Regions from separate parts of the Homo sapiens genome. Here all the other regions are linked to region 3. A link is a contact called in ENCODE Hi-C or POLR2A ChIA-PET data. All regions are on one chromosome and are shown on one strand. Each heading gives the region's core, a stretch centred on a gene start or an enhancer-like site at or near the end of the contact. The rest is flanking DNA. Distances are from core to core; before and after follow the strand shown.

Evidence for each region. A loop is a pair of places that touch in the nucleus more often than their neighbours do. ChIA-PET counts read pairs that join two places held with the same protein, here RNA polymerase II (POLR2A). Pooled maps may share reads with other maps.
Region 1: a loop to region 3 is called in a pooled map, with 4 times the contacts of the local background. The contact joins the promoter of LINC01703 here to the promoter of SRP9 in region 3. A Hi-C loop is called at or near these places in 5 of 50 pooled maps. POLR2A ChIA-PET finds 5 or more read pairs at or near these places in 5 of 52 experiments (CD4-positive, alpha-beta memory T cell, K562, activated CD4-positive, alpha-beta memory T cell and 2 more).
Region 2: a loop to region 3 is called in a map of GM12878, with 4 times the contacts of the local background. The contact joins the enhancer-like site here to the promoter of SRP9 in region 3. A Hi-C loop is called at or near these places in 1 of 168 maps with a recorded cell type or tissue (GM12878), 16 of 37 single-sample maps with no recorded cell type and 13 of 50 pooled maps. POLR2A ChIA-PET finds 5 or more read pairs at or near these places in 4 of 52 experiments (HEK293, T-cell, activated B cell and 1 more).

What each region holds. Positions count from the first base shown.
Region 1 is chr1:226,082,017-226,086,324 of GRCh38, reverse strand. It overlaps LINC01703 (long intergenic non-protein coding RNA 1703), which reads right to left and starts at 2,750. Exons shown (of 4, transcript NR_146920.1): 1 at 2,357-2,750. RefSeq lists silencers at 2,350-2,929, 3,040-3,089 and an enhancer at 2,904-3,771.
Region 2 is chr1:226,107,922-226,112,365 of GRCh38, reverse strand. No RefSeq gene overlaps it. Among named protein-coding and RNA genes, the nearest start is that of LINC01703, 27 kb to the right of the region's middle. RefSeq lists an enhancer at 364-871 and silencers at 1,290-1,339, 1,720-2,179, 2,260-2,359, 3,907-4,101. Within about 2 kb of position 2,430, at least 39 of the 41 ENCODE cell types and tissues checked have a DNase peak (open chromatin) inside an H3K27ac peak, as active enhancers do; they include GM12878, where a contact is called at or near this core.
Region 3 is chr1:225,776,511-225,780,431 of GRCh38, reverse strand. SRP9 (signal recognition particle 9) reads right to left here and starts at 2,606. Exons shown (of 3, transcript NM_003133.6): 1 at 2,420-2,606. The coding sequence starts at 2,491. RefSeq lists enhancers at 2,267-2,636, 2,887-3,106, 2,853-3,613.

The sequences.
Region 1 (4,308 bases), core at 1,501-4,000, 310 kb before region 3:
GAGGATTGGTGACAAGCAGGTCTGGGGAAGAAGTATGTGGACAGATCTTCCAAACAGGCCCAGAATATAAAGATATTTGGGTCCCATGTGAATGCACACCAAAGGGTATCACTGCAAAGGAGGCTCTTGACTATCAGCGGAACAAAGCATGTTCTCTGGAGGTCGGGCTGTCTCTTTTTCCAGCTACCATTGCTTGCCCAATGGACCTATGTAACAAAGAGGCTGTGTGGCAAGATTGGAGGCTATGCGCGAGCTCAACAACATGGACTTCCCCTCACCAAGGCTGAGTAAGTCATCTACTAACTGCCTAATCTGCCAATAGCAGAGACCAACACTGAGCCCACTGTGGCTCCTTGGGGGACCCAGCCAGCCATCTAATGGCAAATTGATTACACTGGACTTTTTCCATCATGGAAAGGACATTATACACATATTCTGGATTTGCTTTGCCTGTTCATCTTGTTTCTGCCAGCACCACCATGCATGGATTAACAGAATGCCTTCCTCACCATCCTAATACTCCACTCAGTACTGCTTCTGATCAAAAGATGAGCAGCAATGGCCTACTGCCCATGGAACAAACTGATTTTTTTGTTGTTTTTCTTTTTCTTTTCTTTTCTTTTTTTTTTTTGAGACGGAGTTTTGCTCTGTTGCCCAGGCTGGAGTGCAGTGGCGCAATCTCGGCTCACTGCAAGCTCCGCCTCCCGCGTTCAGGCCATTCTCCTGCCTCAGCCTCCGGAGTAGCTGGGACTACAGGTGCCCGCCACCACGCCCGGCTAATTTTTTGTATTTTTAGTAGAGACGGGGTTTCACCTTGTTTGCCAGGATGGTCTTGATCTCCTGACCTCGTGATCCGCCCGCCTCGGCCTCCCAAAGTGCTGGGATTACAGGCGTGAGCCACCGCGCCTAGCCTTCTTTTTCTTTTTTCTTTCTTTTCTTTTCTTTTTTTTTCTGAGATAGAGTTTCACTCTTTTTGCCCAGACTGGGGTGCAATGGTGCGATCTCGGCTCACTGCAACCTCTGCCTCCCCAGTTCAAGCAATTCTCCTGCCTCAGCCTGCCAAGTAGCTAAGATTACAGGCACCTGCCACCACGCCTGGCTAATTTTTGTATTTTTAGTAGAGACGGGTTTTCACCATGGTGGCCAGGCTGGTCTTGAACTCCTGACCTCAGGTGATCCGCCCACCTTGGCCTCCAAAAGTGCTGGGATCACAGGGGTGAGCCACTGTGCCCAGCCCTTGTTTGTTTTTAAGGCAGGATCTCGCTCTGTCACCCAGGTTGGAGTGCAGTGGTGTGATCTCAGCTCACTGTAGCCTCAAACTCTTGAGCAGGTGATCCTCCCAGCTCAGCCACCCAAGTAGCTAGGACTACAGACACACACCACCACACCTGGCTAATTTTTATTTTATTTTATTATTTTGTTTTGTTTGAGACAGGGTCTCGCTTTGTCGCCCAGGCTGGAGTGCAGTGGTGAGATCTCGGCTCACTGCAACCTCTGCCTCCACGGTTCAAGTGATTCTCTTCCCTCAGCCTCCCAAGTAGCTGGGATTATAGGCGCCTGCCACCAAGCCCGGCTAATTTTTGTATTTTTAGTGAGATGGGTTTTCACCATGTTGGCCAGGCTGGTCTCGAACTCCTGACCTCAAGTGATCCACCTGCCTTGGCCTCCTGAAGTGCTAGGATTACAGGTGTGAACCACTGCGCCCAGCCATGCCCGGCTAATTTTTGAATTTTTAGTAGAGACGGGGTTTCACCATCTTGGCCAGGCTCGTCTTGAACTTCTGACCTCGTGATCCACCTGCCTAGGCCTCCCAAATTGCTGGGATTATAGGCGTGAGCCACTGTGCCCGGCCTCACTTTTTTCTTTTCTTTTTCTTTCTTTCTTTTTTGAGACGGAGTCTCGCTCTGTCACCCACGCTGGAGTGCAGTGGTGTGATCTCGGCTCACTGCAACCTCCGCCTCCCGGGTTCAAGTGATTTTCCTGCCTCAGCCTCCTGAGTAGCTGGGGGTTACAGGTGTGCGCCACCACGTCTGGCTAATTTTTGTATTTTTAGTAGAGATGGGTTTTCGCCCTGTTGGCCAGGCTGGTCTCGAACTCCTGGCCTCAACTGAGCCGCCCGCCTTGACCTCCCAAAGTGCTGGATTACAGGCGTGAGCCAACACGCCCGGCCCCTGAGGTCACTTTCGCGGGGCAGAGGGTATGAAGCTGCGGAGAACAGGCTCGAGCGCTGCGGAGCCGGGAATTACTGAGTCCCGCGACGCGCGGGCAGGACTGGCACTGTTTTTTCCAGCTCGCGGGCTCTCAGTTCATAGTATGACATCCCCACCCATCGGCCCGGAGGCTGCTGAGCACTAACCCGATTTGTTTTCCAAAGTGCCACGCTTCACCCACTCGGCAGGATATGCGGCACCTTCAGGGCCGCAGCTGCAGCTCGCGGGCTCCAGGCGTTCGCATGGCTGGGCCAGGCGCTGGAGGCGGCCCTCACCCGTGGGACGGTGCCCCCCAGGCCCCGGGACGGAAAGGAGCTGCGGCGACGGCGGGAGAGGGCCCTACCCCCGGCGAGGCTGAGGCCTCAGGAGCGGACCTCACTGCAGGCAGCCCGGGAGGGAACGGCGGGGGAGTCCCGGGTCGTGGGGGTGACCCAGCCAGGGCTGGCGGAGAAGGGCCCGTAAGGTCGGCAAACCTGGGAGAGCGCGGGTGGCTGGAACCCCCTGTGCAGGCGGCCGCGTGGGGGCGGACCCGGTGGGCGTGGCGAGCTCCGGGGGCGTGGCCTGGGCCTTGGGGCCGCGTCACGTGACAACGACCGAGGCTAGAGGTGCTGTTGGGCGAACGCGAGGCGTCTGAAAGGATCAGTTTCGCGTTTTGGGGAAAGTTCTCTCTGGCACCTGGGGCTGGGGAGGGCGAGCCGGAGGAAGAGAGCCCGGGTGAGGCGGCGATTTCAGAAATGCCTGAAAAGGGAGAAGCCCGCCCCGGAGCCACGACAGTGGGGACGCTGGAGAGATGCTGGGGACCGGCCTCCACGACCTGGGGGGGAGGGGGGAGGGGACGAGCGGCGGGCACCCTGAACCCTTAGTCCTCGAGGCCCTGACAGCGACCCTCCCTCATGCTGCCCCCGAGGAGGAGTTGGAAGGAGCAGCTGGCCCCACGCCCCGTTTCCCGAGACTGCGGGCAGCGCTCCTCAGGAGTGTGTCCGGGGCCGGCTACTTCCTCCACTAAGAGACGAGTCGCCCGGGCCGCAGGAAGGGCCTGGTGCGCGGCCATCTGCTGACCAGTCTGGAGCTAGCGTGGTGGCTTCGGCTGCGCTGACAGTGATGCCACCGAGGTCTCTTACACACCAACAAGCTTCACAGGCCCCTCACCCAGCTAAGCCCGGGCATGGCATGCCTTGAGGGTATCCGAGGCTGTGACATCTTAGCAGAAATCCAAGCTAGCCCTCCCCACCCCCTCCACTCTACCTCCCCTTCACTTGGAATCAGAACTGTTCTATTTCAGCTCCAAATGTGATGATGATGACCAAATAAAATCCACCGTGAATTGAGCCCTCACTGTGTGTGCCCGGCTCTGTGCTAAACATTTGTCATGCGTTCTCTCACATAATCCCCGGACCTCCTACCACTTTCGTTATTTTTGCCTTGCCAGCACTAATTGTAAAACTGAACTCTTATTATTACGATGTTTTAATTGACTCAAATTTAGAGGTGTTATACGAAATCACAGGTTTGATGTGTAATGTTTCTTTTACTAATTCATATACAACATATAGACCTTGCAAATGTTTGAAACTGGCCGGGCGTGGTGGCTCACGCCTGTAATCCCAGCACTTTGGGAGGATGAGGCGGGCGGATCACCTGAGATCAGGCGTTTGGGACCAGCCTGGCCAACATGGCGAAACCCTGTCTCTACTAAACATACAAAAATTAGCCAGGCGTGGTGACACGCACCTGTGGTCCCAGCCACTCGGGAGGCTGAGGCACGAGAATCACTTGAACCCGGGAGGCAGAAGTTGCAGTGAGCCAAGATTGTGCCACTGCACTCCAGCCTGGACAACAGAGCAACTCCGTCTCAAAAACTAAAAATACATACATACACACATTTAACAAATTGGATCGGCCTTTTTTTTTTTTTTTTTTTTGAGACTGAGTTTCGCTCTTGTTGCCCAAGCTAGAGTGCAATGGCGCGATCTCGGCTCACCGCAATTTCCGCCTCCCGGGTTCAAGCGATTCTCCTACCTCAGCCTCCCGAGTAGCTGAGACTACAGGCGCCCGCCACCACGCCCAGCTAATTTTTTGTATTTTTAGTAGACACGGG
Region 2 (4,444 bases), core at 1,181-3,680, 330 kb before region 3:
TGACCAGGACATGGGTGGGAGCCCTGACAACACTCAGGGTGGGCCCTGTGTGAACCGCAGCTCTCAAGTAGCAAGGAGAAGACAAAAGAACCAGGAATGAGAAAAATAAAAGGTATTAAAATAGGCTTAGCTACTTTGGGGTTTTCCTTTGTATTTATATTTAGCAAGGATTGTGTGCCTAACTCTGCATTAAAATAGCTGATGCTACCAGTCATTGTTCCAGGCCTTTGCACACTGCAGCCTGGCAGGCTTTCTGCAGCCAAAAGTGAAGGCAGCTGGCAGGGCCTGGCCCACCCAAGCCGAGGAGAGGGCATTTATTTCATGGACCTCCCTCACTGAACCCTCGTGGGCGTGAATGCAAACAGAAGCAGGGCACTTTGGGTATGGCTCCGAGCTGGGAAGGCTCATAGGACCAGCCATGCTCAAGGACTTAAGCCTCCAAAACGCGTCTCCTGCTGCCTGCGGCCATGGGAGCTGAGATTCCTCCACTGCATCACCAAGCCTGGCATCTCAGGGAGGCAGATGCTATAGCCAGCTCTGCTCACACTCCCTTGGGGACTCAGCGAGTCCTACCTTAAAATGCCAGAATCTGTCATATCCTCCCTACGGGCCCATTGGCCACCTGGGAGGAACAGGTGTGCCAGTGAAAGGAACAGGTGTGCCAGTGAAAGGTAGAATGGGGAAGGAGCTACAAAGGGGAGGAGGACCCTGGAGTGAGAAGGTTTATGAGACAAACCCTCCCTTTGCCCAGAGGTTTCCAAGTCTTGGCCCTGGTGCTAATGACCTGGTGCCAGTGACTTCCATGCAGAGCTGGACAGAGTCCCTGAGCAGTGGGCTGATAATCCTGCGCAGGAAGGCGGCCATAGGGTCTACCAATGACGTTAGAATACTGAGGAAGAGACAGTGTGATGTCCCTGTGTGCTTGACGACTTAAATTTATCCCCTGGGGACAGTTAGCATTTGAAGTGTCCTTGTCAGGAGCCCACACTCCAGAGGTGGCTATGTCAACTGCTTCAAATGCCTTTATCTAAATATGCACCTGGGGGTGTTAAAAATAGTTTCTTTGGGAAAATGATGGGTGTTCCAGATGTGACTGGCTGGAAAGAGTGAGCAGGCACTTATGCTGGGGAACGAAGATTACGAGTATCTGGCAAACTCCCGCCGCTCCAGCCTAGAGTTCCATCGGTATCTTGAGTTCCCCTTAGTGGGGGGATTCTGTTGGTTGATACCACAGAAGAATATAATTGCATTTGCTTCCAAGGGACTCTTTCTTGCAAGACATGTCAGAAATCCGGGCTCCCGCCGTTGGGCAGCAGCACCGTGACCTCTAGCAGGCTATTTAGCTCCGGCTTCCGCTTCTGTAGATTGGAGATGATGACAATCTTGCCAGGTGGTGGTGAGGGGTAGCCGAGCTTTAAAATGGCAAGTTTCTGCTGCAGCTCCCTCCGGCTGTGTGGCTGGAGCAAGGTCAGCAAGGCCCCGGGCCCCAGGCCCCGCCATCCCCGGCTACCCGAGAGCGCGGTCGCGGACGACTAGCCAGGACGCCCCTAGAGCCGCCCTTCCTTCCTCCGCCCGCGCCGCGCGGGCCACCCGCGGACATCTGGTGGCTAAGCAGCCTCTCCGGGCTGCTGCCTCCTCCGCCCCCGCTCCGGGAAGCCCCGAGCTGGCGCCCTCGCTCTGGTCGCAGCATCCGGGGCCGCCTCTTTCGCCCCGCGCGTGGCTCCGGAAGCAGGTCGGCTTGCCTCTGGGGATCCGCGCGCCTCTGGGGGTCCGCGCCGGCCCTGCCTTCCCCAGTGGTGGCGGGGGTCGGGGGGCGCCCAGGAGGCCCAGGGGCTGCCCCTCGGCCTCGCCGCAAGCGGCCAGCCGAGGCCAGTGGGCCAGGGCAGCTGCAGGCGCCTCCCTCCCCCGCAGCACTGAACTCCCCCGCCCCGCACTCGAGGCGGCTGCCAGGAACTGAAATATTAATAGGCACAAACTTCCTGGAAAGATTTGCGTCCTCAACACAAATGACCCCGCTTTGCCCACTGAAATAAATAAATAAAGGGCAGCTCCCGGGCCAGGCGGCAGAGGAGCCGGGGGGAACTGCCGGGGAGCCGGGGGGAACTGCCGCGAACCCGCCCCCCAGCCCGGCCTCCGCCGCGGCCCACGCGCTCTCCGCACTGCTCTTGGAACGTCCCGCGGGACGCACCGGGCGGAGGGCGCGGGCTCGGGGCTCCCTTTTTTAAGCAGGGCTTGGGCGCGCGCGGGCAGCCTGGACGCCCCGGGTGGTCGCGCGCACGCCCGGCCACGCGCACGCCCCCGCCCCCGCGCTCCCCGGAGCAGCCCCCGCCCGGCCGCGCGCCCGGCCAGCCAGCCCCTGCCCGCGAGTGACGCGCGCGCCTCCCAGCCTGCGGCTCCTCCTCTCCCGACGCAACTGGCCCGCCCTCCTCTGCGCTCCTCCGCCGGGACATCTGTCATTTAGGAACCTCAAAACAAATCTCCACCTGGCGTTTAGAAATGCGATTTGATTTTCAGAGTTCTTCGATATTCGCATCTCCCGGGATTCCCTGGGCAGGGAGGCAGCTGTGGCCCAGGAGGCCAACGCGCCTCTCCTCGCAGCAGCTCAGGAGGAGGTGACAGGCCAGGAAGCCCCACTCCGACCGCCGCTTTCCCCATGCGCCACGGATTCAGCGCCTGCTCCCATCTTGCCCATAGCACAGTTCCAAAGTAGGGAAGTGTCAGTGCCCAGCTCGACCGCATACCCCATGGAGACCGCATACCCCATGGAGCGGTCCGGACGCCCCAGCTCAGGCTTCAGGCTTCTGAAGGGAACAGCTGCATTTGTTCCAACTGTTCTCCCTACCTGGAAGCCATCCATTCATTCATTTAAAATAGTTATTGAGCGCCTAATAGGTCCTATTCTAGGCACTATTCTAGGAACTGGGGATACGGAGCAAAAACAAACACAAAAATCCCTGCGCTCCTAGAGTTTGTATTGTAATGGGAGAGACAGAGCAACCAAAGTAAAATGTAAAATATGTTAAATAGTGATCAAGCTAAGGGGAAAAAATAACCACAGGGAAGAAGGATATGAAATGTGTGTGTAGGAGAAGTTAAGTGTTGGATAGGGTGCCTGGAAAGGCCTCACTGAGAAGGCTACAGTGATTTTTGAGTAAAGGCCAGAGGGAACCAAGCAAGCCACCCACACAGATATCCGGCGGCCTGCTGTGTTCCCGGAAGAGCAGGGAGGCCAGAGTGGATGGAGCAGAGTGAAGAGGAGGTGCCTAGTGGAAGCCAGGGGCCTACCTCAGTGGCTCATGCCTTTTAATCCCAGCACTTTGAGAGGCCAAGGTGGAAGGATCACTTGAGGCCAGGGGTTCAGGACCAGCTTGGGCAACATCGCAAGCCAGCCCATCCCCTCCCCATCTCTATACTTTTTTTTTTTTTTTTTTTGGAAAATTAGCCAGGCTGGCCGGTAGGGTGGCTTACGCCTGTAATGGTAGCACTTTGGGAGGCTGAAGCTGGTGGATCACTTGAGGCCAGGAGTTGGAGACCAGCCTGGCCAACATGTATTTTTAGCTTTACTAAAAATACAAAAATTAGGCCGGTGGGGGGTCCCAGCACTTTGGGAGCTGAGGCGGGTGGATCCCCTGAGATCAAGAGTTTGAGACCAGCCGGGCCAACATGGTGAAACCCTGTCTCTACTAAAAATACAAAAATTAGCTGGGCATGGTGGCACACATCTGTAATCCCAGCTACTCAGGAGGCTGAGGCAGGAGAATCGCTTGAACCCGGGATGCGAAGTTTGCAATGAACCGAGATCATGCAATTGCACTCCAGCCTGGGCAACAAGAGTGGAACTACATCTCATAAAATATATATATACACACAAAAATTAGCTGGGTGTGGTGGCACGTGCCTGTAATCCCAGCTATGTAGGAGGCTGAGGCATGAGAATCGCTTGAACCTGGGAAGTGGAGGTTGAGTGAGCTGAGATTGTGCCACTGCACTCCAGCCTGGGCAACAGAGTGAGACTCTGCCTCAAAAAAAAAAAAGAAAGAAAGAAGAAAAGAAAATTAGGCATGATGGTGGTGCCTGTATTTCCAGCCACTTCAGAGGCTGAGGTGGGAGAATGGCTCAAACCCAGGAGTTTGAGCTGCAGTGAGCTATGAGCATGCCACTGTACTCCAGCCTGGACAGCAGAGTTAGACCCTGTCTTTGAAAATGAAAATAAGAAGCTAGGGCTGGAGAGGTAAGACAGGGGGATCAGATCTTGGAAAGAGACAGTGGGCCATTGTAAGGACTTGGGCTTACAGATGAGAGCCACTGCAGGGTTCTTTCTGAGCAGAAGAGGGACACCTCTGACTTTGAAAGCAGCACCCTGCGGGGTGGGGAGATTGTAGAAGTAAGGGCAGAAACAAGAGACCAGTCAGCAGGCTCTTGGGGTAATCCCAGGAGAGATGAT
Region 3 (3,921 bases), core at 1,357-3,856:
CTCCAGCCTGGGCAACAAGAACAAAACTCCATCTTGGAAAACAAACAAACAAAAAAAACTGTTAAGCTCTTCCTCTACACTCATCCTCTCCCCTCTCAACATATCAGTCAAGCCAGGCGCCATGGCTTGTGTCTGTAATCCCAGCTACTTGGGAAGCTGAGGCAGGAGAATCACCTGAGGCAAGGATTTAAGACCAACCTGGGCAACAAAGCAAGAGCCCCGTCTTTAAAAAAAAAAAAAAAAAAAAAAAAAATTAGGCAGGCATGGTGGCATGTCTGTAGTCTCAGCTACTCAGGAGGCTGAGGTGGGAGGATCACTCGAGCCCAGTTCAATGGTGCAGCGAACTGTGATTTGTGCCACTGCACTCCAGCCTGTGCCAACTGCAATTTTCTGACTGGGTAAGAGGTGAAATATTCTCTTTCTTGTCTATTCTAGACATGCTTTGCTCACAGTGATGCTCTAATTATTTTCATTTTCCCTACCACTGCCATCACATTCTTACAGTACAGTTACTCTTGATGTGAATTTATATATTCTTTACTGTTGTCTCAAGTATTTTTAGTTTATACTGTGGGTACTTCTGGATAAAAGTCCTGTGTGGTCTCAGAGTAGCATTGTCTGAATGAAGAAACAAATGACCCTGCCAACAAGGGAAGCTAACCAAATGAAGCAACCAGAAGTCACCAGTGTTATAAACAAATTACTCAATTTAAAAAATACAATTTCCATCATTTATTATTGTATCATTTTATTGTAAAAAATAGAAGTATGTTTTACAGCTTGTTACTTAGCTAGGTCTTTCTGTGGGTCTAATACTATTTTTAATCATAATTATCAACATTTCTTGCTGCACACTTTAAACTTATATGCACTATAAACTGTATGTGGCATTGGAGTTACAGGTTACCAGCTCACTGCATACACTTAAAACATAATTCATATTACTTAATGATCATCAATAGTTTCACACAGTAAATCCTGAGCCCTGGGCTGGGCGCAGTGGCTCACACCTGTAATCCCAACACTTTGGGAGGCCAACGCGGGTGGATCACGAGGTCAGGAGTTCCAGACCAGCCTGGCCAAGATGGTGAAACCCCGCCTCTATTAAAAATACAAAAAATTAGCCAGGTGTGGTGGCAGGCGCCTGTAAACCTAGCTACTCGGGAAGCTGAGGCAGGAGAACCGTTTGAACCCAGGAAGTGGAGGTTGCAGCGAGCTGAGATTGAGCCATTGCACTCCAGTCCGGGCGACAGTGCGAGATTTCGTCTCAAAAAAAATAAAACTATTGAAAAAAAAAAAAAAAGATCCTGAGCCCCGGTTTTCCGAGATTTTATCTGCTTTTAATTTTCTTTCTTCTCCGAGGGATACAGTCACAATACACTGGATCTATAATACCCTCCAATAATACCAGCTCCTTAAGGGTTGAACGGAATCTCATTCACCTTTGTGTCTCCCACAGAACCTAATTTAACTTGGGGTCAGTAACACGAGAGTGGGAAATGAATGCAGCATAAAAGAGATAACTGAGTTACAACAAACACAAAACAAAAGAAGCATCATACATAACCAGGTCTGAGGTTTTCAGTATAAAATCCCTTCAATATGCTGAGTTCTAAAAAGAAGCAGAACTTTTAATTAACACGAAGATGCTTCAAATAATTCTTAGACATGACAATAAAATAACCAAAACCTCAAGAGACGAAAAGTAAGACCCGAATGCTAAACTCCCATCACTTGGACTCCTTTGCTTTTTAATAATGAGCTAACCTCTGACATCCACCTCCATTATAATTTTTGTGGGGGCTAAGAATGTATTTCAGAGGTCCATGAATCCCTTAAAATTGTTTGCAAACATTTACTTATACATTTACTTATACCATTTTTCTGAGGAAAGGTGCAAATATTATTCTTATGGTCCCAAAGCCTGTGACTCCCAAAATACTAAGAACCAATATTCTGGGGGGTACAGATGCTTCCAAATTGGAATCTTTCAAGAATGTCTGAGCGGTAGTAGAAAAAACATCATCAGTTTTATATACATGAGGTACCCTTACCGCCTAGGCGGTACAGGAAAAGTGAACCAAGACAAAGGACAGGAAGCTGCAGGGGGAGGAGCCCTGGCTTCAGGGACTCGTAAAACAACCGAAGCCATAAAGGAAGCTGAGGGACTGGGGCGGGAAGATCGATTGCAGAAATGTTTAGGGCTGAGATGAACCTGGCTGTTGCCAGCTTCAGGGCCTCACTGGGCCGCTAGATCAGGGAAGAAGGGGACGAGAGAGCAGAACATTAACTTGGCAGGGTCCATTTGTGTTCATTCCCAGCACCTCCTGGGAGCGCTGGGGAAGCTCCAGGGGCCGAGTGGATGGCGGGAAGACATCCTGGGCTGGGGCCCAAAGCAGCGGCCCCGCCAGCGATTTACCTTCATAGGGTCAGCGAGGTAAAGCTTCTCGGCAGCGCGGCTGAACTCCTCCCAGGTCTGGTACTGCGGCATCGTGGCCTAGAGTGGAAAAGTAAAGAGAAGCAAGGCCTCAGAACCCGGCCCAACAAACTACCTACGTCCGGGAGTCGCCAACCGACGCGAGTCCCAGCAGCCCCAAGATGGCGGCGCCTCCTCGCACCAACGCCTCGCTCCATTGGACAGCCCCGTCCATGCTCGCCCAATGGGCAGGAGGGATGTTGTCAGGGAGTGGGCGGAGCCCAGGGCGTGTGGCTCGAGAGCTGAGCGAGACAAGCGGAGGGCACGGCAACCAATGCCGGCTGCCACAGCGCCCCCGGTAGGGCTGAATGAGTGGCGTCCGTCCCGTGGCCCTCAGGGCTGAACCGCAGCTGCCTTCAACAAAGATTAAGCGGCTCTGCGATAGTCGCTGCATATACGAGGAAGGAGGCGACAGGGCCCAGCTGTCACACAGCTTGGTGAAGAAGCCAGGAGACATAAACACAAGAGTGCAACGGAAAACTTTATATGATAAACATTTATGTCGGGTTAGTGGAGCGCGAAGGAAGAAGGATCTCTTGTGGGTGGGGGGAGACTCACAGAAGCGGTGCAAGCTCAACAGGTAGGCAAGGAAGGGCAGAACACGTAGGCCCATTTTAGATCTGCAGTGTATGTCAGATGACTGGTGTTTAGGAGATGAGGAAGAAGCCATATTATCACTTCTGCAAGGATAAAAAATCTGATCCTCCAAGCAGGAGGATCGCTTGAGCCCGGGAGTCCGAGGCTGCAGTGAGCCATGATCGCGCTACGCACCCAGCCTGGGCTTCAGAGGAAGACGCTGGCGCAAAAGTAAATAAATAAAGAAGATGGCCTGCAGGGGACACCAGGTAAAGGGTATTATATTTTGAGATGGAAAGATTTTGTGCATGTTTATAACTTTTAGAGAAGGACACATAAGAGATAGAAAAATAAAAAATACAAGAGAAAGAAGAAAGCGAGGTCTCGGGAAATATGAAGGGGAAGACCAAAGGCCCAGATGAATAAAAACAGGTGCATTATTGCCTTTGATGGGGTGAGGAGGAGGGAAAAGTCGGGTGAGGGTATAGGTGAGCATGTAGATACGAGGGCAAGAAGGTACATTTTCTTGTCACCTAAGACAGGAGACCACCTTCGTAAATAGGAAGGGTGGTTTTGGATCTTTGAGGAAGCAAGGATGGGTTTGGATCCTTGAGGAGAAGGTTTGGAAAAGCCATTGTGAGAAATGAATAAGGAAGCCTATTAGAAAAAAACAGGTGGGAAGCGGTGGTGCACACCTGCAATCCCAGCACTCTGGGAGGCTGAGGTGGGCAGATCACTTGAAGTCAGGAGTTCAAGACCACCCTGGTCAACATCGTGAAACCCCATCTCTACTAAAAATAAAAAAATTAGTTGGGCTTGGTCGTGGGTGCCTGTAATCCCAGCTACTCTACTCGGGAGGCTGAGGTAGG